2 separate regions of the Homo sapiens genome follow, and region 2 is linked to region 1. Evidence: chromatin loops called from intact Hi-C (ENCODE). Cell type or tissue: PC-9. All regions are shown on one strand. Each heading gives the region's core, and the rest is flanking DNA. Links, peaks and the distances in the headings are about the cores only.

Evidence for each region. Hi-C counts contacts between places; a loop is a spot of excess contacts. Peaks named below come from ENCODE experiments on the same cell type or tissue, not always from the same donor. Only the 100,000 strongest peaks of a DNase experiment are listed, where the experiment ranks them.
Region 2: a loop joins it to region 1, with 6 times the contacts of the local background. A loop is called at or near these places in 1 of 110 quality-filtered maps.

What each region holds. Positions count from the first base shown.
Region 1 is chr12:76,150,773-76,167,319 of GRCh38, reverse strand. No RefSeq gene overlaps it. Among named protein-coding and RNA genes, the nearest start is that of NAP1L1, 74 kb to the right of the region's middle. In PC-9, for the core only: CTCF peaks have their summits at 8,214 and 8,414; no DNase peak of the experiment used is centred there.
Region 2 is chr12:76,229,018-76,245,564 of GRCh38, reverse strand. No RefSeq gene overlaps it. Among named protein-coding and RNA genes, the nearest start is that of LNCOG, 23 kb to the left of the region's middle. In PC-9, for the core only: no CTCF peak of the experiment used is centred there; a DNase peak (open chromatin) is centred at 8,714; H3K27ac peaks cover 1,226 bases.

The sequences.
Region 1 (16,547 bases), core at 6,796-10,795:
GAAGTAAAACACTCCTCAGCAAATGCAAAAGAATGGAAATCATAATAAACGGTCTCTCAGACCATAATGCAATCAAATTAGAACTCAGGATTAAGAAACTCACTCAAAACCACACAACTACATGGAAACTGAACAACCTACTCCTGAATGACTACTGGGTAAATAATGAAATTAAGGCAGAAATAAATAAGCTCTTTGAAATCCATGACAAAGACACAACGTACCAGAATCTCTGGGACACAGCTAATCTCTGGCACACAGAATCTCTGGGACACAGTGTTTAGAGGGAAATTTATAGCATTAAATGCCCACAGAAGAAAGCAGGAAGGATCTAAAATTGACATCCTAATATAACAATAAAAAGAACTAGAGAAGCAAGAGCAAACAAATTCAAAAGCTAGCAGAAGACAAGAAATAACTAAGATCAGAGCAGAACTGAAGGAGATAGAGACATGAAAAACTCTTCAAAAAATCAATGAATCCAGGAGCTGGTTTTTTGAAAAGATCAACAAGATAGATAGACCGCTAACCAGACTAACAAAGAAGAAAAGAGAGAAGAATCAAATAGACACAATAAAAAATGATAAATGGGAGATAACCACTGATCCTGCAGAAATACAAACTACCATCAGAGAACATTATAAACACCTCTATGCAAATAAACTAGAAAATCTAGAAGAAATGGATAAATTCCTGGACACATCCACCCTCCCAAGACTAAACCAGGAAGAAGTCAAATCCCCAAACAGACCAATAACAAGTTCTGAAATTGAAGCAGTAATTAATAGCCTACCAACCAAAAAAAAAAGCCCAGGACCAGACGGATTCATAGCCAAATTCTACCACAGATACAAAGAGGAGCTGGTACCATTCCTTCTGAAACTATTCCAGACAATAGAAAAAGAGAGACTCCTCCCTAACTCATTTTATGAGGCCAGCATCACCCTGATACCAAAACCTGGCAGAGACACAACAAAAAAAGAAAATTTCAGGCCAGTATCCCTGATGAACATCAATGTGAAAATCCTCAATAAAGTACTGGCAAACTGAATCCAGCAGCACATCGAAAAGCTTATCCACCACAATCAAGTCAGCTTCATCCCTGGAATGCAAGGCTGTTTCAACATACACAAATCAATAAACATAATCCATCACATAAACAGAACCAATGACAGAAACCACATCATTATCTCAATAGATGCACAAAAGCCTTCAATAAAATTTAACACCCCTTCATGCTAAAAACTCTCAATAAACTAGGTATTAATGGAACATATCCTCAAAATAATAAGAGCTGTTTATGAAAAACCCACAGCCAATATCATACTGAATGGGCAAAAACTGGAAGCATTCCCTTTGAAGACTGGCACAAGACAAGGATGCCCTCTCTCACCACTCCTATTCAGCATAGTATTGGAAGTTGTGGCCAGGGCAATCAGGCAAGAGAAAGGAATAAAGGGTATTCAAATAGGAAAAGAGGAAGTCAAATTGTCTCTGTTTGCAGATGACATGATTTTATATTTAGAAAACCCCATTGTCTCAGCCCAAAATCTCCTTAAGCTGATAAGCAACTTCAGCAAAGTCTCAGGATACAAAATCAATGTGCAAAAATCACAAGCATTCCTATACACCAATAATAGACAAACAGAGAGCCAAATCGTGAGTGAACTTTTGTTCACAATAGCTACAAAGAGAATAAAATACCTAGGAATACAACTTACAAGGGATGTGAAGGACCTCTTCAAGGAGAACTACAAACCACTGCTCAAGGAAATAAGAGAGGGCACAAACAAATGGAAAAACATTCCATGCTCATGGATAGGAAGAACCAATATCATAAAAATGGCCATACTGCCCAAAGTAATTTATACATTCAGTGCTATCCCCATCAAGCTACCATTGACTTTCTTCACAGAATTAGAAAAAACTTGGGGGGAGGGGGGAGGGATAGCATTAGGAGGTACACCTAATGCTAAATGACAAGTTAATGGGTGCAGCACACCAGCATGGCACATGTATACGTATGTAACTAACTTGCACATTGTGCACATGTACCCGAAAACTTAAAGTATAATAATAATAATAAAAAAAGAAAAAACTACTTTAAATTTCATATGGAACCAAAAAAGAGCCTGTATAGCCAAGACAATTCTAAACAAAAAGATCAAAGCTGGAGGCATCGCGCTACCTGACTTCAAACTATACTACAAGGCTACAGTAACCAAAACAGCATGGTACTGGTACCAAAACAGATATATAGACCAATGGAACAAACAGGGGCCTCAGAAATAACACCACACATCTACAACAATCTTATGTTTGAAAAACCTGACAAAAATAAGTAATGGGGAAAGTATTCCATATTTAATAAATAGTGTTAGGAAAACAGGCTAGCCATATGCGGAAAACTGAAACTGGACTCCTTCCTTACACCTTATACAAAAACTAACTCAAGATGGATTAAAGATTTAAATGTAAGACCTAAAATCATAAAAACCCAAGAAGAAAACCTACGAAATACCATTCAGGACATAGGCATGGGCAAAGACTTCCTGACTAAAACACAAAAAGCAATGGCAACAAAAGCCAAAATTCACAAATGGGATCTAATTAAACTAAAGAGCTTCTGCACCACAAAAGATTCTATTCATTAGAGTGAACAAGCAACCTACAGAATGGGAGAAAATTTTTGCAATCTATCCATCTGACAAAGAGCTAATATCCAGAAACTACAAGGAACTTAAACAAATTTACAAGAAAAAAAAAACCCCATCAAAAAGTGGGCGAAGGATATGAACAGACACTTCTCAAAAGAAGACATTTATGCAGCCAACAAACATATGAAAAAAAAACTCATCATCACTGGTAATTAGAGAAATGCAAATCAAAACTATGATGAGATACCATCTCATGCCAGTTAGAATGGCAATTATTAAAAAGTCAGGAAACAACAGATGCTGGAGACGATGTGGAGAAATAGGAATGCTTTTACACTGTTGGTGGGAGTGTAAATTAGTTCAACCATTTTGGAAGACAGCGTGATGATTCCTCAAGGATCTAGAGCCAGAAATACCATTTGACTCAGCAATCCCATTACTGGGTATATACCCAAAGGATTATAAATCATTCTACTATAAAGACACATGCACACATACGTTTATTGCAGCACTGTTCACAATAGCAAAGACTTGGAACCAACCCAAATGCCCATCAATGATAGACTGGATAAAGAAAATGTGGCCCATATACACCATGGAATACTATGCAGCCATAAAAAGGATGAGTTCATGTCTTTTGCAGGGACATGGATGAAGCTGGAAACCATCATTCTCAGCAAACTAACACAGCAACAGAAAATCAAACACTGCATGTTCTCACTCATAAATGGGAGTCGAACAGTGAGAACACATGGACACAGGGAGGGGAACATCACACACCGGCCTGTCAGGGGATGGGGGGCTAGGGGAGGGATAGCATTAGGAGAAATACCTAATGTAGATAATGGGTTAATGGGTGCAGCAAACCACCATGGCTTGCGTATACCTGTGTAACAAACCCGCAGATTCTGCACATGTATCCCCAAAACCTACGGTATAATAAAATAATAATAATTTGATTGGGTTAGTCTTGTATTTTATTTTAAAAAGAATTACATTTTAATCTAAATTTGAGCCAAAGAGAATTGTCCGTTATTTCTCACTGCTTGGTCCTGTGGGAAGCCACCGTCCCTGAGGCAATCCCAAATGTTACAGTGGGACTTACATTGTGATCACAGACCCTAGCACACTTTACATGAAAGAAATGAGTGATCTCCTATACCTTGGGCATATTTAGGTGTGAACAATAACCTGCCATCTGCCTTACCCCAATAGATACCTGTATTTCCTTCCTCAATCTGAAATCAGATTGGTCATGACAAACATCCTTAATTTGATGGTTCTATTTTATCAGGGACTGTGAAATTTTAGTGTTTTATGGATATGGATTAGATGTATAATTTTAGGGAACAAATCATAGGGAAGTGAATAGCTACTTATCTAGTATTAATTAAAAATCAGTCTAGGTGAATTTGAGTAGAGTAGGCCTGGGACAAAGAATCACTTGTAGGAGACTGAGATGGTTTTGGGATTAAGGAGAAACCAAGTTGGTTATTACAGTGATAATAATAGCTACATATGTCAAGACTTTACTAAGTGCCACTTCGATTTCTTCGTGGTAGGCTAAGCTGACAGTTTTAGTGTCTTAAGTTCAGGATATTTAAAAAAATGATTCTATATTATCAACTATTACCTGAGCACAGGGAAGGAAACAGATTTAGGGACCCAATTCCTTGCTCTGAGCTGGCCAAACATTTGAGAAGTCTCAGGCAGATGCATATTTGCGAAGGGGTTGCTTAAAAGACATTGTCTTGGTCCACACATATAGGATCACTCATTTATAGTATGACATTGAGTGTAGTGGGGAAAGGAAAAATATTTTAGTAAATGGTCTGGTCAACTAAATATTCATGTGGAAGTAATAAATATTGACTCCTACATCATACCATATATAAAAATCATTTGAATTGGATTGCAGATCTAAATGTGAAAGGGCTGGGCATGGTGCCCATGCCTGTAATCCCAGCATTTTGGGAGGCTGAGGCAGGTGGGTCACTTGAGGTCAGGAGTTCAAGGCCAGCCTGAGCAACATGGTGAAACCCCATCTGTACTAAAAATACAAAAATTAGCCAGGTGTGGTGGTATATTCCTATAATCCCAGCTACTTGGGAGGCTGAGGCCGGAGGATTGCTTGAACCCAGGAGGCAGAGGTTGCAGTGAGCAGAGATTGTGCCACTGCACAGCAGCCTGGGTGACAGAGTGAGACTCCATCTCAAAAAACAAAAGATAAAAAACAAAAGTAGTGAAAAATAAAACACCAAAGTTTTTAGGGAAAAAAACAGAATATGATCATATCCTTGAGGAGAGCTGAGATTTTTAAAATATGACACAAATCTATTAATCATAAAGCAAAAAATTGATAAATTGGGTTTTATTAAAATTATTAAATTCAGTTCATTAAAAGATACCACTAAGAGAGTGAAGAGGCAGGTCATAGTGTAACAGAAGATATTTGATATACTTTTTTTTTTTTTTTTGAGACAGAGTTTCGCTCTTCTTGCCCAGGCTGGAGTGCAATGGCACGATCTCGGCTCACTGCAACCTCTGCCTCCCGGGTTCAATCAATTCTCCTGCCTCAGCCTCCCAAGTAGCTGGGATTACAGGCCCGCGCCACCATGCCTGGCTAATTTTTGTATTTTTAGTAGAGACGGGGTTTCTGCATGTTGGTCAGGCTGGCGTCGAACACCTGACCTCAGGTGATCCGCCCGCCTCAGCCTCCCAAAGTGCTGGAATTACAGGCATGAGCCACGGCGCCCGGCCTTGATATTTGATTTACTTATATCCAGCAAATTACTAGTAAAAAATGGTGAAAAGATAGATAATCCAATAGAAAAATGGGCCACAAATTTGGATAGTAACTTCACAAAAGAAAATAATCAAGTGTTCAATAGACATAAGAAAAGGCATCAGAGAAATGCATTATACTGGGATGAAATACATCCCACCTGAATTGTTAACATCAAAAAGATAGGCAATATGAGGTGTTGGAGAGAATGTGGAGCAATTGATTTTCTAATGGGAGCATAAATGGATACAATGGAAAACTATTTGGCAGAATCTACTAAAAGGTGAACATAAACATATTCTATGACCCTGCAGTTCTACTCCTAGGTATTAATAGAAATGCGTATATATATATATATATATATGCATTAAAAGACATGTTCAAGAATTTTTAGAGCAGTACTAACTGTCATGTTACCACCACCCTGGATTCTTGCAATCTCCCAGAAGAGAAATCAAGAGAAATCACCAAACATTACAGCAAAGGAAAGTTTATTTCAGCTTGTGCACAAGGGAGCCAGCACTGATAAGGGAAAAGGAATGGGCTGCTCCCCAGGGTGGTGTGTAGGTTAGTTTTATAGCATCTTTCTATAAGTAGGGCTTCCATGAGGACATGTATAGGAGGGTTTTTTCTAGTACGTGTGCAGTGGCTCAGCATGCTGCTTCATACATTGTATGTAGCATTAACATTTTAAATTTCCACCTCTAGGCATGAATTTTAGCATGAAAATGAGGAAGGAGTAACTTTAGGTTAGAGTTTTAAGCCTAACTGCGCATGCAGGGCTCTGAGGAAGTCCCTAGCCCCCTGAAATAGGAGCTTGACATTAATAGCTTCTTGGGTCTTTTGTTACTGACTGGCTGAGAATTAGATAAGCTAGAGCTTGAGTGAGGGGCTTTTGTCCTTTTCCTCCAGATCATCTTAAAATAGGGAATCAACTAGCCTGCTGTCTCAATAGTAGCCAAAAGTTGAAAACAACCCAAATGTCAACCAACAGTAGAATGAATTGACAAATTGTAGTATATTCATAAAATGTAATACTACCTGAGGATACACTGTCTATTGCTTCCTGCAGCAACATAGATGAATTGCATAAACTTACCATTGAGCAAAAGAAGCCCAACAAACAAAAAACATATACTGGATGATTACATTTGTGCAAAGTTCCAAAACAGGCAAAAATATAATCTAGTGTGAGAAGTATGCATATGCTTACCTTTGGAGGGAAGGTAATAACTAAAAATATGCTCAAGGAAGACTTCTAGGCCATTGGTAAAATACTGTTTTTTTATCCAGGTGCTGGTTGCACAGGTAAGTTATTTTTGTAGAAAGTAATCAATCTGTACACTGGATTTGTGTGTGAATTTTTGTGTATGTATGTTATACTTCAGTAAAAACTTTACTAAAAAAAAGGCAAGGCCCAATGAGCTTGATTGAAGTGGGTATTTGTTCTGTGGCCTCAGGAATAGAGAGAACCAAAGTGTCTATAGACACATATATTGAAAACAAAACAAAAAACAAAGAAATTTACTAAACATCAACAAAGGTTATTACTGGATAATTGGATCAAGGGTAATTTTTTTTTTCTGTTTTCCAGCACTTTCCAAATCCTCTTCCAGGAGTCTGGTATTAGTCCTGCCATCTGGGTGTTAGGGGAAAGCAGAATCCTGGAGGATATTGTTTTGTCCTCAAGGCTTTGAATAGAACTGTCTATGCTCATCACATGCTTCCTTCTTGGAAGCACAGATTTCATTCAAGCTCTCTACATGTCTTCTAAGATTGCTTGGCAGACAGTTTAGGGATAACTTTATTTGAATTTATATGCCTTTGGAAAATTATAGGAAATAGATATTAAGCTCCAAGGAAGTAGCATAGGAAATCATAAGAGGCTTCCTGAGGGAGGTGACATTTAATCTGAGTGTCAAAGGGTGAACAGCAATTTGTGAAGTGTAGTAGGAGGAGGGGGATGAAGGATGGAAGGATCGTTGTAGACCAAGGAGACAGCACATGCAAGACATGAAAGAGAATGACGTGTTTGTGGACCAGAAAAGAATTTGGTATCATTTAGGAAGAATGGAGGGACAGGAGACGGGAAAGGAGTTAAAGCTCCAATGTTTGTAACTTTGTCCCATGCTATACACTGTGTTTGTAGATACAATATAACAGATGCCAAACATTGTTCATTGCATCAGACCATAAAAATGTATAATACAGTCTTAAAGTTTTAAATGGCCTTTTTAAAATATGCTTTACAGCAACAGCTTAATTAAAAAGATAATGGTGCCTATGTTACATACTGGAAGTCGGGAAGTAATCAACTTGAAATAAACCAGTCTTTGTAGAATTATCTCAAATTTTAAATTATTTCAGTATATCAAAATCCAAGCATGGATATAACATGTGTTATGCCAACTGCAGAGGACTCTCAAAACCTCTTCCCTTAAAATTATAGAATAGCTTGGTGCCAACATTAGCATCCCCACTGCGATGAATTTACAAGGAGATGAAGTTACATTTGGGGATATCGATATTATAAGGACACCTATCAATCTGATGAATAGCTACAGACAATGTCTGTAGCCTGTCATAGAACAGCCCTCTGGTTTGCCAAAGAACCACTTAAAATGCATAAATGCATTCTTTGTGCTAATGGAACAGATCTCTTTCGTGGTTTCAAAGGAGAAGAGAGAAGAAACAGAGAGTGGATGGTTCTTGTTTCACTTACGGCTTCCAAACCAAGACTACCAAATGAGAAAGACAGCTTGCTCTCTGAGCAGCACCAAGCCAGAAAGGAAGGTTCAGACCACTACCCACTCTCCCTTCTCACTTCTAAATTACACCATGAAAGTGGAGACAATGAGGTGTGCATTCCAACGCACAGGCCTGTGGTTGGCTCTGGGTATGAATTCAGCAGTGTAGACTGCGGCTGTGTTCAGTGGGTCACCACACTCCCATAACTGACCACTAGTAGGCGTGAAAACTGAGGCAACCCAAGATCCTGTGGTGGAACAGTTAGTTGCTGCTTTCAGATTCAGTTTCTGGCTAGAATGTCACAGCATGAATCACCTTGGAGCAGATTCCTGATGGCACGAGAGCTATAAATTGAATGGTACGACACTTCGTGGCTTTCACTGGCTCTGACATTAGCAGAAACAGCTGAGTAATCAGACAAAAGGCAGTGGAAGAGGAAAACGGAAGAGAATTAATATTGAGCAGCTTCCCTCTTCTGGGCATAAACTAAGAGTCTTCACATGCGTTATGGAGACAGCGTGGTTCTTACAATTTTGCATCTACCTCTTGCTAGCTATGTACACTTGGACAAGCTCCTTAACCTCTGTGAACCACAGTTTCCTCATATCTACCTCCTGAGGTTGTGTTGGGAGAAAAAGAGAATCCATGTTTACATGACACATATATATGGTATATATTACATAGAGTATGTATACACAACATAGTATATATAATATATACACATTATATATATATACACATACTATATATGATATATATAGTACACAACCTAAAACCTATATATAAATATACACACACACACACACATCATGTTGGTTTCTCCATAATTGTGTGAGCCAATTCATTAAAATAAATCTCTCTCTAGTATATAATACATGTATTTAATGAACAAGTTCCTTAACTATATATAGAATATATTTTTATTAGGTTCCTCATATTTTATATATATAGAGAGAGAGAAAGAGAGAGAGAGAGAGAAAGAGATGGAGAGAGATCTATTTTAAGAAATTGGCTCACACAATTGTGGAGGCTAGAAAATCCAAAATCTGCAGGGTAGGCTGACAGGCTGGAGACCTAGGAAAGAGTTGTTGCAGTTGCGAGTCCGAATGCAGTCTAGCAGCAGATTCCCTTCTTCCTCGAGAGACCGCAGTCTTTTTCTACTAAGGCCTTTCCACTGATTGGATGAGGCCCACTGACATAATAGAGGGAATGGAGGGGGAATCTGCTTTACTCAAAGTTTGCTGATTTTGTGTGTGTGTGTGTGTGTGTGTGGTGGAGTCTCGCTCTGTCACCCAGGCTGGAGTGCAGTGATGTGATCTTGGCTCACTGCAGCCTCCGCCTCTCAGGTTCAAGCAATCTCCCACCTCAGCCTCCCAAGTAGCTGAGGCTAAGGGAGCCCACCAGTCTGGCTAATTTTTTAATTTTTTGTAGAGATGGGATCTCACTTTGTTGCCCAGACTTGTCTCGAATTCCTGGCCTCAACCAATTCTCTCACTTCGGCCTCCTTAAGTGCTGGGATTACAAACATGAGCCACTGTGCCTGGCCTAGATTCAGTATAATTTTAAAACCCACTGGGATTTGATGCATAGAGCACTTTAATCCAAAGAGTGAAAGTTGTTGGTTCTTACTACCTTTAGCTATAAAATAAGAAGCTGTTGGAACTGGAAACATACTTTAGAAATCCTTAATTTATCTTTGTCTCCCACCATTTATTTCACAGACAAGGAAACAGGAGCCCAAAGTTTAATCCAGAAAAGAGAATCAATAACTGGGCCAGAACCTGAACACAAATCTCCCAACACTAGTCCTTTGCCCCATGGTTATTTTTTCTTCTTGATCTACAAATAGAAACATAAACCGGATGTTGTACATCATCACAAAATAAACTAGAAACCATTGCATACACTAGAGTACTGTTCATCTGAGTAACATTCGGGCTACCTTGTAACATAGAATTGCCCAACATGCAGTTGCCGAGTTTATGGACAGAATAATCTGGGCTCACACTACAGTGCTCATTCCACACTTGAGCATCATAGAACAGTCCTTACCCAGTGTCCAAAGGCCTTCATTATCCCATTTTTGGTGTTTAGTGCCAATTCTTGTTAGCTGGAGGCAAATTACCTACAGATCCAGCAAAGAAAGAAGCCCATTTGGCAACTATTCACCCTTGTCAGATTTGAAGCTGTTCTGGGAAGGCATTTTAATTAGACAGTGGGTGAGCTGCCACATTTAGAAGCAGCTCTTAAATGGAAGCAGAGAATTTCAGGACCAACTGAAGTTCTTGGTGCTTGTGTTGCTTTACCACTTAAAAGACAACCAGTGGATTCTTCTCTAGTACTCCTTTAGTACTGCAGGCTTTGTAAGATTTGGAATGGTTGAATGACTTCTTAAGGCTCATTCCTTAATTCTCATTGCACCTCTGAGTGCGTGGTTTGCAGGCAGAACATGAATCCTTTGATCATTGTCTAATTAACTCAAGCTATGTACCAGATAAATGGTGACTGTTTTGATGATTATATTCAGTTTTTCCAGAAGTGCTCATTTCAGTGAAGGCCTTTACAATTCATGAATATTAAGTGGGGTTTTTGTGTACAATTAAAGCAATAAATCAATCATCACTGCAATGTTCCATATTTATTATCTTCTTGCTTACAAAAAAACTGAGCAGTAACTCACTTGAACTTCAGTGTCTCCATTTTATAGGGAGGAAAGAGCAACAGAAAAATATTATGTCACCCAGCTTGTGAGAGGCAAAGTAAGAACTCTAAGCCAGAACCCAGATCATATTGTAGCAATCATTCAAAAAAGAAATGACAGTTTTCATCTTCTGATTTGTGCTATACATTTTGGCAATATCCTTAATATCTTGTGAGTGAGAATCTACTAAAAGGAAGTTGCCCAGCTTAGATATGAAGAAGTGGAACATGGCATGCTATAGAACAAAGTACATTGGACTAGAGATTGAGATTTGAGTTCCGCCCTCAGCTCAACAAATGACAACTGCTGTGACCTTGAGCAAGTCACCACATTTTGCTGGGCCTCCAGTTCCTCATCTACAAAATGATGTCTTAGCATTAGGAAACTTTCATCACAAGAAACATTTTGCAAAATCCCAATGTGTAAAACAGATAACAGATAAGAGAGCTCTGGTGGAGGAGGGGCCGAGGGGCCCAAGACCTAACTTTTTTTTTTTTTTTTTTTTTTGAGACAGAGTCTTGCTCTGTTGCCCAGGCTGGATTGCAGTGGCGTGATCTCTAGTCACTGAAACCTCCACATCCCGGGTTCATGTGATTCTCCTGCCTCAGCCTCCCGAGAAGCTGGGATTACAAGCATGTGCCACCACGCCCAGCTAATTTTTGTATTTTTAGTAGAGATGGGGTTTCGCTATGTTGACCAGGCTGCTCTCAATCTCCTGACCTCAGGTGATCCACCCACCTTGGTCTCCCAAAGTGCTGGGATTACAGGAGTGAGCCACCATGCCTTGTCCTGGGCCTAACTTTTTGGTCTTGCTTTTCCACTTGGAATCAATAGTGGCCAAGGCCCCTTTATAAGCTTAGGGCACTGAACCACATTACTATAAATTCCCTCTCAATGTTTATGTTTTAACAGTTATTTCCTTTCTCCTAGGCTTTTCCAAAATGTGAGGCATATGGAAAATTCAGGCAACACCCTGTTACTTATTCATCACTTAAGCCATGTTTTGGCTCAGAAGATACCAAGCAAAGCTGAATATTACTGTATTTCAGAAAGGGGAGTATTTCTTCAGTGCTCATCTTGGGGGTCTTCATAAAAAATGATTGACAGCTGACAGCTAATGTCTATTTTCACTTCATTGCCTTATGGGAAGAGATAACCATGAGCAGGCCATTTGGGAAAGTGAGGAATATTATCTAAGAATCATGATCCACAGAACCTGTTCACGGGTGAGGAGAAAGGGACGAGGTAGGGGGAAAACATCCCTAGCACAACCAGATTCTCCCCCATTATAAACGAGGAAAGTAAAAAACAGGGTCATGCTGCATTAATGTCTAGGTTTATTAGACTTACTACTTTTCTGGGCACAGTGGTAGACTTACTACCTTTCTGTAGTCCCAGTGATTCAGGAGGGTGAGGCAGGAGGATTCCTTGAGGCCAGGAGTTTGAGATTAGCCTGGGCAACATAGACCCTGTCTCAGAAAAATCAAAAAGAATTACTACCTTCCTCACACTGAAGGATTCTCAAACATTATTACATGGAGAATGAGCTCTCTTTGTGACCGTTCTCTAGAGGTTTTGACTCACTACTCTCTGTCTCTCACCCAGGGATTGAGTCTCAGCTAAATCCCTTTTCCATCAGTCACCAAAGATGCCCATTCACTAAATTATGCATACATGTTTTTTTGCCCAGCGAGGCCAGATCTATTTGCTCTTATAGAAAAATAAAGCATTTTTGCTGTTTTCCTTTTGTTTCTGCAAGCTTTTAGTCCATGGTGACATCATGGAAGCTTAAAACTTGAGAAGCCTACTCTCACAGCCCATGGACAGCCTTTCCTCACCCCAACCCCATCTATAATCACCACACTTTGGTCCAACTGCAACTGCTCTGTGTGGCATCAAGTTCTACAGGTAATCTGAAACTAAAATCATGAAAGAAAAGTAGGATTTGTGTTGTCGAATGGGATTTTTTTTTTTCGACTTGCCTGATTTGCAACTCAATCAGCAGGTAAGGCTAAAATAAAATATACAATCCAGGCCAGGCGTGGTGGTGCATGCCTGCAATCCCAGCACTTTGGGAGGCTGAGGCGGGTGAATCACTTGAGGTCAGGAGTTTGAGACCAGCCTGGCCAATATGGTGAAGACCCGTCTCTACTAAAAATACAAAAATTAACTGGGCGCGGTGGTGAGTGCCTGTAATCCCAGTTACTTAGAAGGCTGAGGCAGGAGAATTGCTGGAACCTGGGAAGTGGAGGTTGCAGTGAGCCAAAATCACACCACTGCCCTCCAGCCTTGGTGACAGAGTGAGACTCAGTCTCAAAAAAAAAAGTGCATATATATATATATATATAAATTTATATATATATTATATATATACACACACACAATGGCGGATGCTTTGTCTATATTTCTAAAATGTTAAGCTTCATACAAACTATGTACTGGTGGTGAATTGCAAAAATGACTATAATTTTTTCCCATCTCTGTAAGCATACCTCTTTAAAATGTGAATTTGAAGCTCCTCCCACCAAGAGGTAGATTCTATTTCACCATACCTTGCGTCTGGGCTTGGCTGTGTGACTTGATTTAGAAAATGAGACTAGCAAATAAGAAGCAAGCAGAGACTTGCACATTATGCCTTGTTCTCTTTTGCTGTGGTTAGAACCCTGAGATCTCCATGTGGAGGAGCCCAAACTGGCATGCTGAAAGATGAAAGGAGAAAGTATGAAGTGTCCCTGCCAGCCAGCTCCTAACCAACAACCTGCCAACGGCCGGACATGTGAGCAAGGCCATCCTAGACCATCCAGCTTCCAGTCAAATCTCCAGCTGACCACAGACAATATAAGCAAGCCCAGCAAAGAACAGGAAAGCAAACCTAGAGAAAAGCTACACAACCAGCCTGCAGAATTATGAGTGAAATAAGTACTTGCTGTTTTAACCAGCTAAATTTGTTATGCAGCAATAGCTAGCTGATATTGCACTCAGTAAATAATTATTAATTCAGATTTCTCAGAATGAGTATGAAAATGAAAAAGTAATTATGTATATTTAGAACAAAGCAAAGAGAAATCTGCTAAATAGAATAGAAACTGGCAGACATAAGGCTGATTTTTCTTCTTGAATTAAAATAAATAAATAAATAAATGAAGCAATAGAGGCCAGGTGCAGTGGCTCATGCCTGTAATCCCAGCACTTTGGGAGGCCAAGGCGGGCACATCACCTGAGGTCGGGAGTTGGAGACCAGCCTGACCAACATGGAGAAACCCCATCTCTAATGAAAATATACAATTAGCCGGGCATGGTGGTGCATGCCTGTAATCCTAGCTACTCGGGAGGCTGAGGCAGGAGAATTGCTTGAACCCGGGAGGCGGAGGTTGAGGTGAGCCAAGACCATGCCATTGCACTCCAGCCTGGGCAACAAGAGGGAAACTCCGTCTAAAAAAAAAAAAAAACCAATAGAAACAAATTTGTAACTCAACTTTTATTTATTTATTTTTTGAGACAGGATCTCACTCTGCAGTGGTGTGAGCATGGCTCACTGCAGCTTCAACCTCCTGGGCTCAAGCAATCCTCCCACCTCAGCCTCCTGAGTAGCTAAGACTACAGGTAAGTGCCACCATGCTCAGCTAATTTTTTAATTTTTGTTGTTGTTGTTTCAGAGACAAGTTTTCACTATGTTGCCCAGGCTGGTCTCTAACTCCTGGACTCAAGCAATCCTCCCACCTCAGCCTCCCAAAGGGCTGGGATTACAGGCATGAGCCACCACACCTGGCCTGTAACTCAACTTTTGATTCACCTGCCACTCTGACCAGTTCTATGAATCTGCTGAGTTCATTCTGGGCCTCATTCAAAATAATACTGACTCCTTGCCGCATTGAAGTGTGGGGAGGACTAATAAACCTTTCTTTCTTGTTCAAAAAGAATCCTGGGATCCTTGAATGAGGTAGGAAAGACAGAGCATTATTGCTGACACAGAAGCACGTCAATGGTTTCTGCATTGATATGTAGCAACAGAGAAGCCTCTTTAGGAAAGGGATGGGCTGGTTCCGCAGCCAGGGATAGAAACTAGAGAAAGCAGTAGGTGGGTACAGGAAGTGCAGGGAGGCATATGAGTATGTGAATTTCAGACATGTTCCTATTTTTAGTGTTGGCTAGGCAGTATCTGTATTTTTGTCTGTTCAAACAGCATACCTTCTCAGGAAGGAGGATAAAAACATCGGTATATATAGGGAAGATAAAAACATAGGTTTAGCATTTGCAGCACAAATTGCAAACTTTTTAAAGATTTAACTTTTCCAGCAGCTTGTCTGCTAATACTTAATAGCCAAAGTATAGAATATAATAGTTTTGCTGAGACTAAAATATTTTACTGATTTGAAAAGACTTTCAAAGTCAGAAAAGCTTATAAAATAAATAAAATCTGTTTGTACATTTTAATAACTCAAGACTATGGTTTTTAGGGAAAAAAATTACTTTTTTCACCCAAAATCAAATTTCAGTGTTAAATGTCCCTCTATACAGTCTGCACCAATAAGTCCCAAACTCTGATTACTAGCGTTCCTAAGGCACTTTTCAAAAATTTCTCTAGCGACCTCAGCCTCACTTATGGATATTCTGACCAAGTGGAACATAGGACTCTATTTTCTTTCTTCCTTTTTTTCTTTTCTTTTTTTTTTTTGAGACAGAGTTTCGCTCTTGTTGCCCAAGCTGGAGTGCAGTGGTGCAATCTCGGCTCACTGCAACCTCCAACCTCCCTCTGCCTCCCAGGTTCAAGCGATTCTCCTGCCTCAGCCTCCTGAGTAGCTGGGATTATAGGTGCCCGCCACCATGCCTGGCTAATTTTTTTTTTTTTAATTTTAATAGAGACAGGGTTTCACCATATTGGTCAGGCTGGTTTCGAACACCTGCCTCGGCCTCCCAAAGTGCTAGGATTACAGGGGTGTGCCACCGCACCCATCCAGGTCTCTATTTTCAAAAAGGTGACTCTGTTGATGAGCCAATTTTGGAAATCATTATCAGTAAAACGCTGTCCATGAACATAATTAATCTGATTGTCTTTTCTGTAGTCATAATAGAGATTCATTTCAAAACATTTCTTTTTTACAACCTTACACAAATGCCTACTCACTGTTAGCAACTGGACTATTTCTGAAACAAATATAGCAGTCTTTGATGAAAAATAAAAATGAGTACCTGTTGCAGAAGGAGTTATTTGGAGCAAGTACCTTTCTGGTGAATACTTGTACCAGACACATTCATTTGAGTGCACACATGTAGGTCAATTCCTAAGTGTAAATCTAACTACTAGGGGTGTCCAATCACCATTAGCATTGAGCTCCCAGCCTCTGACCCCCATCCAGCTCCTCTCCTTAGGAAAGGGGAGGGACTCTAACAGATTGATGAGCTTTGAAGAGGACACTGGCCATGTGGAGCCCCACTCCTTCCTTGCTGCTGCTTCTAGAAAGTTTCTGGCTGAAGCACATGCTCATTGTTCCTCTGTGCTCCCTGTTATTGTCTGGCCAGTGTGCCTCATCGTGCCAATATGTTTCTTGTTGGAATTCGGTATTATAAAACCACTTCCCTGCAGATAGCCACATTTTTCTTTATCAGATTTAGGAACCCTAATGGAGCTACTTCAGCCTCTACAGGAGGTAGGCAA
Region 2 (16,547 bases), core at 6,583-10,582, 78 kb before region 1:
CTTCATTGATCTCTTATTGTTCTTTCATCCCTCCAACACCTGTGTAACCCATTTCTTGTATTAAATTTTCTCTGTAGAAGTATCAAATGTAATTTCTATATTCCTCAATAAACCCTATTATATAAGACCCTAAATATAAGACATAGTCTTTATATTTCTGTTAGACAATTTTGTTGTAGATGAGTATTAGTAGTACTTATAACTGCTACTTTGATTTTTATAACTTCATTTTAAGCAAGAAGTTTGATGGAGGAAAGAAGTTAAAATTATGAGCAAATGTGCATTCTGAGATAACTTACACATTTCAATTAACATCCAACTTCCTTTGTGTCCTTGTGTTTCAAGTATTTCTTAGGAATAGCATTTAGGTCAGTTTTTGTTGTTGTTGTTGTTGTTGTTGTTTTGAGATGGAGTCTTGCTCTGTTGCCCAGGCTGGAGTGCAGTGGCACGATCTCTGCTCACTTCCACCTCCGCCTCCCGGGTTCAAATGGTTCTCCTGCCTTAGCCTCCTGAGTAGCTGCGACTACAGGAGCGTGCCACCATGCCCAGCTAATTTTTTGTATTTTTTTTTCTTTTTAGTAGAGATGGGGTTTCACGGTATTAGCCAGGATGGTCTCAATCTCATGACCTCATGATCCGCCAACCTCGGCCTCCCAAAGTGCTGGGATTACAGGTATGAGCCACCGTGCCTGGCCAGGTCAGTTTTAATTGCTTAAATTCAATCACCCAGTTCTGACTTTAATTGGCAAATTCAGTCCATTCACAGTTAATGTAAAAAATATGCTTGATTTTAATTCTTCTACTTTATTCTAATTTTTTTTTTTAAATTTAAGTTATCTGTTGTTTCCTTTTTCCTTTTCCCTATTTTTCCTGGTTTCATTATCCTAATTTTCAGCCTGATTTCTCTGAATAGTCAAAAGCTGACTATGTGATTTTCAAAAAGAATATTTTTCTTCTTTGAGATAAAGACCAGAGTTTAAAATACTATTTTTCTAATGGTCATGATCTCATTTATATAGTTCTGCCAAAGATTCCCTTAGGGAAACAAGGTTGGCAGATTACATTCAGAAGATCTCATCGCGAGTACTTTAGACTCCATAATGGTAGATTGCTTTGGCTGTCCATCGAGTAACACCCCAACCCTACTCCCACATACTTTCTCTGAAACATTAAAAAAAGTGAATTTAAAAAGGAAACATCTAAATAAAAGAAGTTATGCTAAAGTTATGCTATGAAGAGCTTACTAACTGAATTGATGTGAAATTGGTTGCACACCTTCATGCTCTGGGATGCTTCGGGATGCTTTTCCCCTGTTCAGAATGCAGTGCTTGCATGGGGTGACTCCTCTTCATCTTCTGAGATGCAGTCCAAAGGTCTTTTCCATCAGTCCTTCCCTGACTATCCTCTCCAAACTTGCTTCCTTCTCTGTGCCTTCTCCATGCTTTATGCTTGCCTCCATTATAGCCCCTATATTACAGGGGTGCCCAACATCCAGGCTGCAGCTGGGCACAGGTCCATGGCCTGTTAGGAGCTGGGCTGTGCAGCAGGAGGTGAGGGTCACAGAAGTGAGCATTACCGCCTGAGCTCTGCCTCCTGTCAGATAAGCAGTGGCATTAGATTCTCATAGGAGTGGGAACCCTATTGTGAACTGTGCATGTAAGGGATCTAGGTTGCATTCTCTCTTTTTTTTTTGAGATAGAGTCTTGCTCTGTCGCCCAGGTTGGAGTGCAGTGGCGAGACCTCAGCTCACTGCAGCCTTTGCCTCCCGGGTTCCAGCGATTCTCCTGCCTCAGCCTCCTGGGTAGCTGGGATTACAGGCATAGGCCACCACGTCCAGCTAATTTTTGTATTTTTAGTAGAGACGGTGTTTCACCATGTTGGCCAGGCTGGTCTCGAACTCCTGACTTCAGGCGATCCACCTGCCTTGGCCTCCCAAAGTGCTGGGATTACAGGCATGAGCCACCACACCCAGCTGGTTGCATTCTCTTTATGAGAATCCAATGCCTGATGATCTAAGGTGGAACAGTTTCATCCCAAAACCCCTTCCCCTCTAATTCTTTCATGTAGAAATTGTCTTCCAGGAAACCAGTTCCTAGTGCCAACAAGGTTGGGGGCTGTTGCCCTATAAAAGTTTTGCAATTATTGACTTCTGCTCTAAGCTATGAGCTGTTTGAGGGCAAAAACTTTGGTTTATTCATCTTTGTGTCTCCAGAACTTAACACTCATGCTTAATAAATGCTTGTTGAGTGAATGATTGATCTTTTCACACATAGCAGTGGTGTTTATTTACAGTAATACATTTCTGGCATCTCTTTTATTTTTGCCTTAAGCAAAAATCTTTGCCTAAAGCAACAGAAAAAAAATAGTTAATGTTACCTCTAAGGAATATAAACAGTATATTTACTAGTCCTATTCATGTATTTTCCTAATATTTTGAGAATTTGGATTGAGGCCTTCTGCAGCCATGTGGCTCTCTGTGCCTCAAAGATTCTTTGGCAGATCTCCGTATGAGCATCAGTGACTGACTAACCATCTAAAGTCAATTTTTCAGACTCCTTGCTCATGGAAGCAAATAACTTGGCAACTATCCTGACTGGTAGACTCACCAGCTAAAATCATTTCTAATGAGATTTCCTTACGGATAATCCAGCTTTTGGTGATTTGGACTTTTTTTCAGAGATGCTTTCATGAACCCCTATCCTATAATCTAAAATCATCTTTTAATCCCCTCTCTCCCAGCCTAAGGCCTTTAGCATAACAGCAACTTAATGTTCCCCAACTCTGACTGATATTCAACTTGACATTTAGATATTGACATTCAGTCAATACCTAAAATCAAGGCAAGAAAAGAGAAGTCCAAAGGCCTGAAGTATAAATTTATCAAGGCTTAAGGTTTTCTGGGAATTTTAATGAATAAGCACACAGTCACTCTGCTGTAGCCATAAAAATAACACTGTGAGTTTAAACTAAAATAAGCAACTTGGATCTCTTTTGTAAGAATTTCATTATTTTTTAAAATGCAGAAAAACTATTGGGAAATAATTTCTACAAGTTTAGGGACCCTTCAGTAGTGAATGTCTCAATCTATTTGGGCTTTTTTAAACAAAATAGCTTATACTGGGTAATTTATAAACAATAGAAATTTACTACTCACAGTTCTGGAGGCTGGGAAGTTCAAGACCAAGGTGCCAAAAGATTGAGTGTCTGGTGAGGACCCCTTCCTCACAGATGGTGCCTCCTATGTGTCCTTACATAGTAGAAGATAGGGAACAAGCTCCCTTGTGCCTCTTTTTGTTTTGTTTAAAAAATATATATTTTATATATACATATATTATATATATAAAAAATATATACCCTAGCACTATATATGTATATATACACATATATATACATACATATACATATATACACACATATATATGTGTATATATATAGTGCTAGGATATATATAGTATATATATGTGTATATATAGTATATATATGTATATATATAGTATATATGTGTATATATAGTATATATGTATATATAGTATATGTGTGTATATATAGTATATATGTGTATATATAGTATATATATGTGTGTATATATATGTGTATATATATATATATAGTATATATATGTGTGTGTATATATATATATGTGTATATATATATATAGTGCTAGGATTACAGGTGTGAGCCACCATGCCCAGCCTCGTGCCCCTTTTAAAAGGGCAGTAAATGCATTTATGGGGGCAGAGCCATCATGACCTAATCACCTCCCAAAGACTCCACCCTTAATATTATTCCATTGAGGATAAAGTTTCAACATATGAATTTGGGGGAGGAGGCATGGAACAGGGGGATATTCAAACATTCAGACCATAGCAGTGAGAATAGTTTATTTTCATTTTATCTGTTACAGGGGGAGGTAATAGCCAAAAGATATTTCCCTAACTGGTCAAGTGTGTCTCTTATGTTCTCCTGTCTATGTCAGAGGCATCCCACCACAGCTTAGTCATGTCATTCCCTCCACTGGGAGTGCTCTCTCTGTTCCTTTTTGTCTAGATTTTTAAGTCTTATGTTATTTTTCCTTCAAGACTGAGCTGAAGCCTTCCATCCTGGACCAAGAGAATTCATTTCTATTTGGAACTATTATAATTTTAAATTTTTATTTGTTCATGTTGGACTTTTTGTTAACAAAAAGCCGTGGATCTTTTTCATGTGAATTGCTCTTAAGCCACAAGACTCCTGTTCTGTACTTTCACATTTTTTATTCTTAAATTTCAGCTATCTCTGTCTTCAGATCTTTAGAATATTATATCCATCTCTCCACTTGATCAGCAGGACATGGCCCTGGCCACAGGCTGGGCTGCTGGGGTGCACGTCCTGCTTGATACTGTGAGGCCACCTTCATGCCTTGGTCTTTCCCCTTGAACAAGCAACTGAAGCTGGAGCCAGCTGGGTTATTACTACTGCATCCAGCCTTCACATCTATCCTGAAGGAGAGAATTCTACTGCTGGGTGTTGAGTGAATCATTGGAGGTAGTTTAGGGAAAGTAGGTACACAGTATTCTTTCTTGCCCTACCTCCTCGTGTAATGCAGGGGCCATCTGGAACAATTATAATATTTCTTAGGTAAGCTAAAGCTAGCATATGTTGGGGTGATCAGACCCAACACCAGGCCATGGGGGCTTCGAAGTCTGGCGGAGTCAAAGGAATGAGAAAAGACAGGTTAAGAGTACATAAGTTGGGTCCAGGGGGCCAACGCTGGTATGGAAGCTGCAAAGGCCTCGAGCTCTGGGAGCCCACACTATTTATTGGTGATCAAACAAAGAAGCAGGTGGTGAGGACGTGAGGATGCGGGGGTAGAAAGGTAGTAGTGCATCAAATGTAGCTGTGACGGTTTAGCGTTTTCTTTGACGCATATAGAATATGCTCTGCTGCTGGAAACAATGGAGAACATGTTTATGAGCCTGGGAGAGCAACCAGCAAGTCTGTGCACATTCCAGAGGCCACGAGGGGCTTTATGTCATGAGCCCTGGATTCCATCAAAGCCACGAGAGGTTTTATGCTCTGGGCTTAGATTTGTGGTGCGGCAGGGCAGCCTTCCACCCTTTGGCACAGAGCTTGGTGTTCCAAAGGCCACGAGGAGTTTTAGACCCTGGACCCTGGACATTTTCCAAGACTCTTTTATATTATGACAGACAAGCCAGTTCTGCCTTAGTTCTTCTACCAACAAGCATATATACATGAAGGCCAGCAATAAGGACTGGAGGTATGCACTAGGCAGGCAGACACATGAGCAGGGCTCTTACCATAGCTTGGATATCAGATCCCTGAGTTATTTTGGTGCTAAGAACAATCTTGTCCTATCAGGGTGTCCCTCAGTGACCTTACCTTCTAGGTCTTCATATAGGCAACTAAGTGAATTATATCCTGTATAAAAACAAGAATAGAGACTAAGGAACATCCCTAGAGCCTTCCTTTACATTAGTACTAGAAAAAATTTTTTTTTGGAGACAGGGTCTCACTCTGTTGCTCAGGCTGGAGTGCAGTGGTACCATCATGGATTACTGCAGCCTCTGACTAACAGACTTAGGTGATCCTCCCACCTCAGCCTCCCAAGTAGCTGGGAATACAGGTGCATGCCACAACTAACACCTGGTTAATTTTTTTGTATTTTTAGTATAGACAGCGTTTTGCCATGTGTGGCCCAGGCTGGTCACAAACTCCTGGGCTCAAGCAAGTCCCCTACCTTGGCCTCCCAAAGTGCTGGGATTACAGGTGTGAGCCACTGAGCCCAGTCTATATTAGTATTAATTATATACTTTGGGTATTGCTATGGTGTGAAAGTTTGTGTCTCCCTCCCTACCTGCCCCCCCGACCCCCACCCTCCCCGCAGATTCATATGTTGAAACCCGACCCCCAGCGTAATGGTTTTAGGAACTGGGGCCTCTTGGGAGATGATTAAGTCATGAGAGCAAGGTCTTCATGAATGAAATGAGTGCCCTGACAAAAGACACCCCAGGGAGCTCCTTTGCTCTTCCACGATTTGAAGATACACCAAGAAGACACAGTCTATGGAACCAGGAAATAAGGCCTCACTAGACATCAAATCTGCTGGCACTTTAATCTTGGACTTCCCAAACCCCAGAACTATGAGAAGTAAATTTAAGTTGTTTATAAGCTATTCAGTTTATGGTATTTTGCCACAGTAGCCCCAGTGAACTAAGACAGGTAATATTTGCTCTATCATGGTCTTTTTGTGCACATGCAGAATTCAGCTCTACTTCCAAAGCAAACTATGATATTCCATAAGTACAGGTACAAAATAATATTGGTAAACTGAATAAATCTTGACCTAGTTAGTGGCTTATGTAAAGTGGTATCTCCTGAGTGTCCATGAACAGGCTAAAGTAGGAGTTTCTGCGTAGTAAATATGAGGTAAAGGCAAGAATGTATCTGACCTTCTTTCCCTTGGTGAGGCCTAGCCCAGAGTGAGGACCTCGGGGGCCCACAGGGAGCTCAGTGTGAGAGTGAGTGGGGCAAAAAAGTTTCAGGATCCAGAAAAAAAGCAGTGAGTAAGAGAAAGGAGATTCAAGGTTCAAATCCAAGTCTATTAGGTACAAAGTAAAACTGGACTACTAAATAAACGTTTCACAACAAAAGACATATGAAGAAGATAAAGCCAGAGAGGTTAAACTCTATGCTGGGGTGGAGTGAGGGTGCTGCCAAAAAAAAGGAGGTGGGGCGGTGGCAAAGGGAAGGAGAGATAGCTATTACTGAGGGCACCGGGACTTTTCAGACTATGAGGGTTGATGGATAGTTTCAGTCACAATATTTCCCTAAAAACTAGAACTATAAAAAATAGAAGAAACCTGTACATGAATATATAGCTTTATTTGTAATAGTTCAAAACTATAATCAGCCCAGATGTCTTTCAACAGGTGAGTGGTTAAACCAACTGTGGTACATACATAGCATAGCATACTCAGCAATAGAAGAAAAAGAGCCAACTATTAGTATACAAAACAACTTGGTTGACTCACCAGGGAATTACTGAGTAAAAAAAAAATTCCAAAAGGTTACATACTGTGTAATTCTATTTATACAACATTTTTAAAAGGTAACATGTTACAGATGGTGGGCGAATTAGTGTTTGCCAGGAGTTAAGGACTCAGGGTGAAAGCGTGGGAGGGAGGTGAGTGTGGTTAGAAAACGGCAATGGGCTGGGCAAGATGGCTCATGCCTGTAATCCCAGCACTTTGGGAGGCCAAGGTGGGCAGATCATTTGAGGTCTGGAGTTGGAGATCGGCCTGACCAACGTGGTGAAACTCTGTCTCTACTAAAAATACAAAAAAAAAAAAAAAAATTAGCCGAGCTTGGTGGCAGACACCTGTAGTCCCAGCTACTCAGGAGGCTGAGGCAGGAAAATTGCTTGAACCCGGGAGACGGAAGTTGTAGTGAGCAGAGATCGCACCACTGCACTCCAGCCTGGGCAACAGAGCGAGACTCCAGCTCAAAAAATAAATAAATAAAGAGAAAAAGAAAAAAAAGGACAACGCTAGAGATCCTTATGGCATTGAAACTGTTTTGCATCTTGGTTGTGATGGATGTGCAAACCTACACAGGTGATAAAATTGCATAGCACTTTCACACATACACGTACAGGTAAAACGAGAGGAATATGAATAAGACTGGTAGATTGTGTCTATGTCAGTATCCTGATTGTCTGTATACTATAGTTTTGCAAAATGTTACCATTGGAGGAAACAAAGCAAATACACAGGGGATTTTCTACATTATTTCTGCATGTGAACCTACAACTATCTCAATAAAAATTTCAATTAAAAATTGGAGAGAGGCTAAGCATGGTGGCTCATACCTGTAATCCCAGCACTTTGGGAGGCTAAGGTGGGACGACTGCTTGAGGCCAGGAGTTTGAAACCAGCCTGAGAAACATAGCAAGACCCAGCCCCTACAAAAAATTTTAAAACTAGTCAGGTGGGGTGACACATCTGTAGTCCCAGCTACTCAGGAGGTGGAGGTGGGAGGATCGCTTGGGCCTGGGAGGTTTAGGCTGCTGTGAGCTGTGATTGCACCACTATACTTAAGCCTTGGTGACAGAGTGAGAACCTGTCTCACTTGGAGAGAGTTACAAAATTAAATGACTCTTGTTAAACCTAGAAGCAGTTTAATAGAATTCAACATAACATACTTATATTGGGTGCCTGCTAAGTGACAGTGCTAAGTGCTGAGGAAATGCGGAAGGTCTGGTACCTTACCCCAGGGCTTTCCTAGACAGAGGGAATCAGACACCTGATTTCACTAAGGCTTCTCTTACGAAGACAGTAAGGGACTCCTTCCTCGTGTCTTGGGATTCAGGAAAATGTGTATCTGACAGTCCGAGAGACATACACAGCGAACACCATAAAACTGGCTTAAACACAGGGTCTAACAATAACAATTGATGTCATGAAGTACTTTTGAAAGGAATTGGTAGCAATACCAATTCCTCAAAAAAGTGTTCAGTTTGTCTTAGGAATTTGTGGAGGTTGAAGACCAAAGGAAGATTCTAAGAGATCCATGGGCACATTTGGCAGAATAGAGTTTCATAGAGCGCTCCAGGAAATAAAGACCCTAGAGGCCTCTTGCTTTTATCTACTGACGGGCTGACACCATAATTACTCACACAACCTGCAGATGCCTGTCTGATAGTAGACGGAAGCTTGGATAGGTTGAGTCACATTATTTTCCTTTCCTCCTTGGCAAACAGACTGCATTTCCCAGCTCTTCTAGAAGCCAGGTGTGGCCACATGCCTGAGTTCTGTGAATTGTACAGAGGCAAAAGTGATGTACCACCACGCACTGCATAACGACGTTTCAGTCAATGGGCGGATGCATATACAACAGTGGTTTCATCAGATGATAATACTGTATTTTTACTGTACCTTTTCTGTGTTTAGATACACAAATGCTTACCACTGTGTTACAATGCCTATAGTATTCAGTACAGTCAAATGCTGTACAGTTTTGTAGCCTAGGAGCAACAGGCCATACCATCTAGCCTAGGTGTGTAGTAGGCTATGCCACCTAGGTTTGTGTAAGCACAAAGACGAAATCACCTAAGGACACATTTCTCAGAACATATCCCCATCATTAAGTGATGCATGAGTATACTGCATGTTCGGGGATGAACCTAAAAATTGTCTACCCCTGGCTCATTCTATCTGCTAGCTGAACGCGAATATTCATGGTGACCTTGGAAGCAATGTGTTTTCAGAGAGTGGGGCCTCTGTTAGCCTGAGTCCCCGAGTGACTACGCCCCACCCCGGCAGCCATTGCTCTGCATGAAGGTGAGAGTTACTATTGTTAAGTCACTGAAATTTGGGGATTTATTTATTACAGTAGCAGAAGTAACTGCATCTAGAACTACCTCAGAACACTCAGAATTACACCCCTCTTCTGTTTTTCCCCAAAACTGAGGATATGGCTGGAACGAAATGATTTTATGGCAGATCCTTCCCCATTTAAGCTCTCAAAAAAAGTGGGCCTGTGGTTTCTGCCTCTGTGTTAAATGTTCAGCTTCTCACCTAGAGAGGTTTATTAGCCTAGTTTGATAAGGGAGCACTTGCACGTGTGTGTCTGTGTGTGTGTGTGTGTGTGTGTGTGTGTGTGTGTTTGTGTGTCTTTTGAGACAGGGTCTTGCCCTGTCACATAGGCTGGAATGAAATCACGGCACACTGCAGCCTCAAACTCCTGGGCTGAGCAATCCTCCTGCCTCAGCCTCCCAAGTAGCTGGGACTACAGGTGCATGCCAGTATGCCCTGCTAATTTTTTATTTTTATTTTTTGTTGAGATAGGGTTTTGCTTTGTTGCCCAGTTTGGTCTCAAGCGATCCTCCTGCCTTAGCCTCCAAAAGTGCTGGGATTACAAGTTATTCTTGCTTTTTTTTTTTTTTTTTTTTGAGATAAATTCTTGCTGTCACCCAGGCTGGAGTGCAGTGGTGTGACTTCAGTTCACTGCAGCCTCCACTTCCCTGGCTTAAGCAATCCTTCTGCCTCAGCCTCCCAAATAGCTGGGACTACAGGCACACATCTCCACGCCTGGCTAATTTTTGTATTTTTTTGTAGAGACGGGGTTTCACCATGTTGCCCAGGCTAGGAGTTGTTCTTGCTAGCTGCTTGGATTAACAAAAATCTCCTGGAATAAAATTTTTGGTCTCCAAAGTCAGCCTGAACATAGGCTGTAGAAATATCAGCTTCTCTAAAGCAGAACCAGAGGCAGCAGCTGAGCCCAGCAGCCATTCCATCTCAGGCTTAGGCCTGATGAGGAGGAAGGTGGGTTCCCAAGGCTTGTAGTTCTTGGTCTTTCAGATGGTGAAGGCGCTGATAGAGGTTGGAGGGGTATTGTGTGAAAAAGTATGAGAGATGACACTTGGCCAGGGACTCAGGGCTCCAATATTCTGTTTGGGGGTACAGGATATTAAGAAAGAACTTTCCAGAATTTAGAGCCATCTGAAAATAGAATGAGTATTCTCTCATGATCTGCCTTACTGAAGTGTTTAAGTAGAAACTGGCTTGCTCCGGGATGCTGGGTTGGGATGGTTCGCTTGGGATATCTGTTGGAAGATGTTGCTGATACATTTTCTGACTAGGATAAAAATTAGACTAGATTAATGGGTCTCAAACTTTCAGATGCACATCTGTGAGTGTTATAAGAATTGATATTCCTGGACTCCACCTCTAGAGATTTGGATTCATTGGACAAAAGCCTCAGTAATTCTAAATTAGACAATTTAAAGAATACACTTTGAAATATGTTGGACTGTTATCTCTGAAGACTTTTGTACATTAAAAATTCATATTTATTACCATCTATATTTCATGGTATTCTTTAAAAAGAAGGCAAAAATCTTAAGTATTATTATTCAATATAATATTACTTAAAAAAATTCAAGTTGTGGCTGGGCATGGTGGCTTATGCCTGTGATCCCAGCACTTTGGGAGGCCCAGGTGGGAGGATAACTTGAGGCCAGGAGTTCAAGACCAGCCTGGATAAGACAATGAGACCGATATGGTTTGGCTGTGATCCTACCCAAATCTCATCTTGAATTGTAGCTACTATAATTCCCACATGTCATAGGAGGGTCCCAGTGGGAAGTAATTGAATGACAGGGGCGGGTCTTTCTGGCGCTGTTCTCGTTGTAGTGAATGTAAGTCTCACGAGATCTGATGGTATTATAAATGGGAGGTCCCCTGCACAAGCTCTCTCTTGCCCTCTGCCATGTAAGAAGTCCCTTTGCTCTTTCTTCATTTTCCACCCTGATTGTGAGGCGTCCCCAGCCATGTGGAACTGTGAGTCCATTAAATCTCTTTCCTTTATAAATTACCCAGTCTCAGATGAGAACAGACTAATAAAGAGACCCTGTCTCTACAAAAATAAAATAATTATTGATAGGTAAAGGCCTACTACCACTTTGTTAATCGATTTCTGCCATTTTGTTAATTGTTTTATAGTTCCTTTGTTCCTTTCTTCCTCTTGTGCTATCTTCCTTTGTGATGTTTTGAGTTTTTGCTGGAGTCCTTGGCTGGACTGGCCTGGTGCTTGGAGCTTGAGTCCTCTGAAGCAGGCCTGGAGCTTGAATCCATGTAGTTGGACAGTGTGGAGCTTGGCACTACTGGTGCTAGTCTAGTGCCTAGGGCCTTGGGACCAATTAATTTTTAATTGAAATTAAAAATTCAAGTTATTATTTAGATATTATAAGCTTTCTCCTACAGAAAGTTTTTCTAGGCTATTGTAACCCGAGTACAATTTTGGACATCTGGAAGTGGTAAAACATGCATAGACTGGGACTTGTATTGAACAGGATTCAATTGCACACAGTAGAACTCACTCTATATGAAAGAATTTAACATAGGGGATTGGGTTCTAGGAAATCCTGTAAAGTAGTCACTGGTCCTTAGGCTGAGCAGGCAGGAGCAAAATCCAGGCCCCAGAAGCTCCCTATGCCTGAACGGGAAAGCCACTGCTGCAGCCTCCACAAATGTTAAATCAGGAAGCTGCTGTTGGTACTGCTGACTGCAGAAACAATTTTACCACTCCTGTTGTCCTCAATACAGGTATAGTAAGATGCCAGATCAGGACATCACTGGCTGCAGAACCACCCTGTTCTGCCACCATCTGTGCTGTCAAGTAGATGGCATCTAACGGTTCTCCGCTGAAGTCTCATCTACATGGAAATGATTGGTGGAACTGTAGCTTCGATGGAGTGTGAGATATGATATGTGGGTTTTTAGAAAAAGAAGTTCAGTGGCCTGCTACAGCCAGCTTCTATCAGCTCTCAAAAGCCAAATGTTAGTCTCTGTCCTCAAATCCATGTTTAGTGGTGTCCACTTTAGTAGTTTGAAATCAGCCATAGTGGGAGCTTTTATACTGCAGGTATCGGCAAAATCTACAAAGCAAGGATTTTGGGAGGAAGAGGAGAAGGAGCCAGCATACCACTGAGTAGTTAAGATGGTTGTTAAGTAAGACCATCCACAGTGATTGCCATAATACTTTCTGAAACAGATGCTTTTAAACATTATGTAAATATCATAAACAGATTTCTGGAAAGCACTTTGTCATTATATGTCAAGAGCCTTGACATGCTTGCATGTGAAAGGCTCGATTTTTGGAAGTAAACAATAGAAACATATTTATTATGGCATTAATAATTGAAGCAAAAAATTAGAAACAATATCTTGGTAGAAATTAAAAACATATACTGGTACTCTAACAGCAGTGGATATTATGAATATGAAAAATAACACTTGCAAAGAGATTTCAATCATGTGGTAAGTGATTATTGTTAAACTAAGTGAAAAAAACATAATACAATTTTTTTTTAATTTTAAGTAATCCAAAATGGGTTTTTAGAAAAGTAGAAAAAAGACTAGAAAAAATATCCCAAAATGTTAAGGTTAAAAATGGAAAGAATAGACAGGTTCCAGAGTAACATCAGCAGGATGATGGAATAGGAGTTTCCAATGCTCAACCCTCATAGAAAGGTAAATTCAAACAACTATTCATGCTCAGAAACACCTTCACAAGAGCTAAGGAATGCAGGTGACAGACCACAGCACCAGAGCAGAGCACAGAAATAAGAAAACATGCTCTGAAGAGAGTAGGAAAGACAGTTTCTCACATTACCCCTTCCCTAAGCCCATGCTCACAGAGTGAAGGGAGATACCTTCTGTGTGGGGGAAGGAGAGTGAAGTGAGCACTCATCTTTGCCATGGACCCCAGCACCAGGCCTGCCCTCATGAACCCTGTCACTAAGTGACCGCCCCCTCGACATGGACCCAGGGTATAAGCCTGTCCCAGCACCAGCTTTGTCCTTGAACCAAGGCTCTAGGTCCCCATGGCCCCATGCACCATGCTGGCTGCCATAGCCTGACTGTCCAGCCCAGCCCCTGTATCCCCAGATTCCATGCTTGGGCCCTCAAACCCAGGCTTCAGGCCTGCCCCTGCATACCCAGGTTTCAAGCTGCCCCAGTGCCAGGCCAGCCCCCATGGCCCCAGGCTCCATGCTGATCCCAAGGCCTTAGGCACCAGACTAGCACCAGTAGTGCCAAGCTCCACACTGATCAACCACATGGATTCAAGCTCCAGTCCCGCTTCAGAGGACTCAAGCTCCAAGCACCAGGCCAGTCCAGCCAAGGACTCCAGCAAAAACTCAAAAAAATCACAAAGGAAGACAGCACAAGAGGAAGAAAGGAGCAAAGGAACTATAAAACAATTAACAAAATAGCAGAAATCAATTAACAAAGTGGTAGTAGGCCCTTACCTATCAATAATTATTTTAAATGTAAATGGAGTAAATTCTTCAAGCAAAAGATAGAGAGGGTGGATGAATACATAAAAAACCAAGACTCAATGATATAACGCCTACAACAGACTCACTTTAACTTTAAGGACACACATAGGGTGAAAGTGAAAGGATGGAAAAAGGTATTCTATGTAAATGGTAACCAAAAGATAGCAGGGTTGTTATGCTTATATTAAACAAAATAGATTTTAAGTCAAGAACTATTACAACAGAGAAAGACGGTTATGATACGATGATAAAGTGGTCAATTCATCAAGAAGATAAAATAATTATAAAGGTGTATACACTCAATATTGGAGCACCTAAATATAGAAAGCAAATATTAACAGAATGGAGGGGAGAAATAGACAGAAATACAATAATAGTAGAGGACTTTAATACCCCACTTTTAACAATGGGTAGATCATCCAGACTGAAACTCAGTAAAGAAACAGCAGACTTGAACAACAACGTAGACGAAATGGACCTAAAAGACATATACAGAATGTTCTACCCAACAGCAGCAGAATATACATTCTTTTGAAGCACAATGAAATATCCTCCAAGATAGATCATATGTTAGGCCACAAAACAAATCTTAACAAATTTTAAGAAGATTGAAATCATATTAAGTATCATTTCTGACCACAATGGTATAAAACCAGAAATCAGTAACAGGAGGAAAATTTGAAAATTTACAAATATATGGAAATTAAACTACACACTCTTGAACATCCAGTGAGTAAAAGAAGAAATTAAAATATTTATCTTGAGGCCAGGCTCGATGGCTCACTCCTGTAATCCCAGCACTTTGGGAGGTCAAGGTGGAAGGATCACTCGAGCCCAGGAGTTCCAGACCAGCCTGGCAACATACTGAGACTCCATCTCTACAAAAAATAAGAAAAAAAATGAGCTGGGTGTTGTGGGGTGTGCACCTATAGTTCCAGCTACTAGGGAAGCTGAGGTGGGAGGATCACTTGAGCCTAGGAGGTCAAGGCTGCACTAATCTCCAGCCTGGGGGATAGAGTGAGATCCTGTCTCAAACAACAACAACAGCAAAACAATAACAACAACAACAACAAACAAATCTTGAGGCAAACAAAAATGAAAGAAACAAAACATACCAAAAGTTGTATACCAAGAATGCAACAGAAGTATTTTGAAGAAGGAAGTTTATAACAATTAATGCTTACATTAAGATTAGCAACCTAACTTTACACCTCAAGAGAAACTAAAAAAAGAACAAACTAAGACCAAAGTTAGCAGAAAGGAGGAAATAATAAAGATTAGAGCAGAAATAAATGAGAAACTAGAAAACAATAGAAAAGATAAACATAACTAAGAGTTGGTTTTCTTTGAAGATAAAATAAATAAACCTTTCACTAGACTAATTAAAAAGAGAGAAGACTCAAATAAATTAAAAATAAAAGAAAACATTGCAACTGATACCCCTGAAAAACAAAGGATCATAAGCAACTACTCTGAACAATTATATTTGAACAAATTGGATAACCTAGGAGAACTGAATAAATTCCTAGAAACATACAACCTACCAAGACTAAATCATGAAAAAGTAAAAATCTGAACAGACCAGTAACGAGTAACGAGATTGAATCAGTAATCAAAAACCCTCACAACAAAGAAAATCTCAGGTCCTGATAGCTTCACTGATTAATTCTATCAAGTATTTAACAATTTTCTTAATTTTTTGGCTGGGCACAGTGGCTCACGCCTGTAATCCCAGCACTTTGGGAGGCCGAGGCGGGCAGATCACGAGGTCAAGAGATCGAAACCATCCTGGCTAACACAGTGAAAACCCGTCTCTACTAAAAATAAAAAAATAAAACAAAATTAGCCGGGCATGGTGGTGGGCACCTGTAGTCCCAGCTACTCAGGAGGCTGAGGCAGGAGAATGGCCTGAACCAGGGAGGTGGAGCTTGCAGTGAGCCGAGATCCCATCACTGCACTCCAGCCTGGGCAACAGAGCATGACTCCATCTCAAAAATAAATAAATAAATAAAATTAATTAATTAATTAATTTAAAGTAGATATATATATGTATTTTTATAGAGACAGGGTCTTACTATGTTGCCCAGGCTGGGTTGAAACTCCTGGCCTCAAGCCATCCTCCTGCCTTGGCCTCCCAAAGAGCTGAAATTATAGGTGCGAGCCACTATGCCTGGCCCTACCAAGCATTTAAAGAACAGTTACCACCACTCTTTATCAAACTTTTCCAAAAAATTGAAAATGAGGAATTACTTCAGTCAAGTTATGAGGCCAGAATTACCCTGATACCAAAGCTAGAAAAAGATACAAGAAAAGAAAATTACACATCAATAACCCTGATGAACAGTCTCAACAAAATACTAGCAAACCAAATTCAACAGCACATTAAAAAGCATCATACACCATAATCAAGTGGGATTTATCCCTGGGATGCAAAGATACAAATCAATAAATGTGATATACCACGTTAACAGAATGAAGCATAAAAATCCTATTATCATCTCAATAGAGAAGAACCACTGGAGAGCACTCAACATCTTTTCGTGATAAAAGTATCTCAGCAAATTATGGGGCTGGGCGCGGTGGCTCACGCCTATAGTCCTAGCACTTTGGGAGGCCAAGGTGGGTGGATCACTTGAGCCTGGGAGTTCGTGACCAACCTGGGCAACATGGGGAAACCCCGTCTCTATATAAAAATTTTTAAAAATTA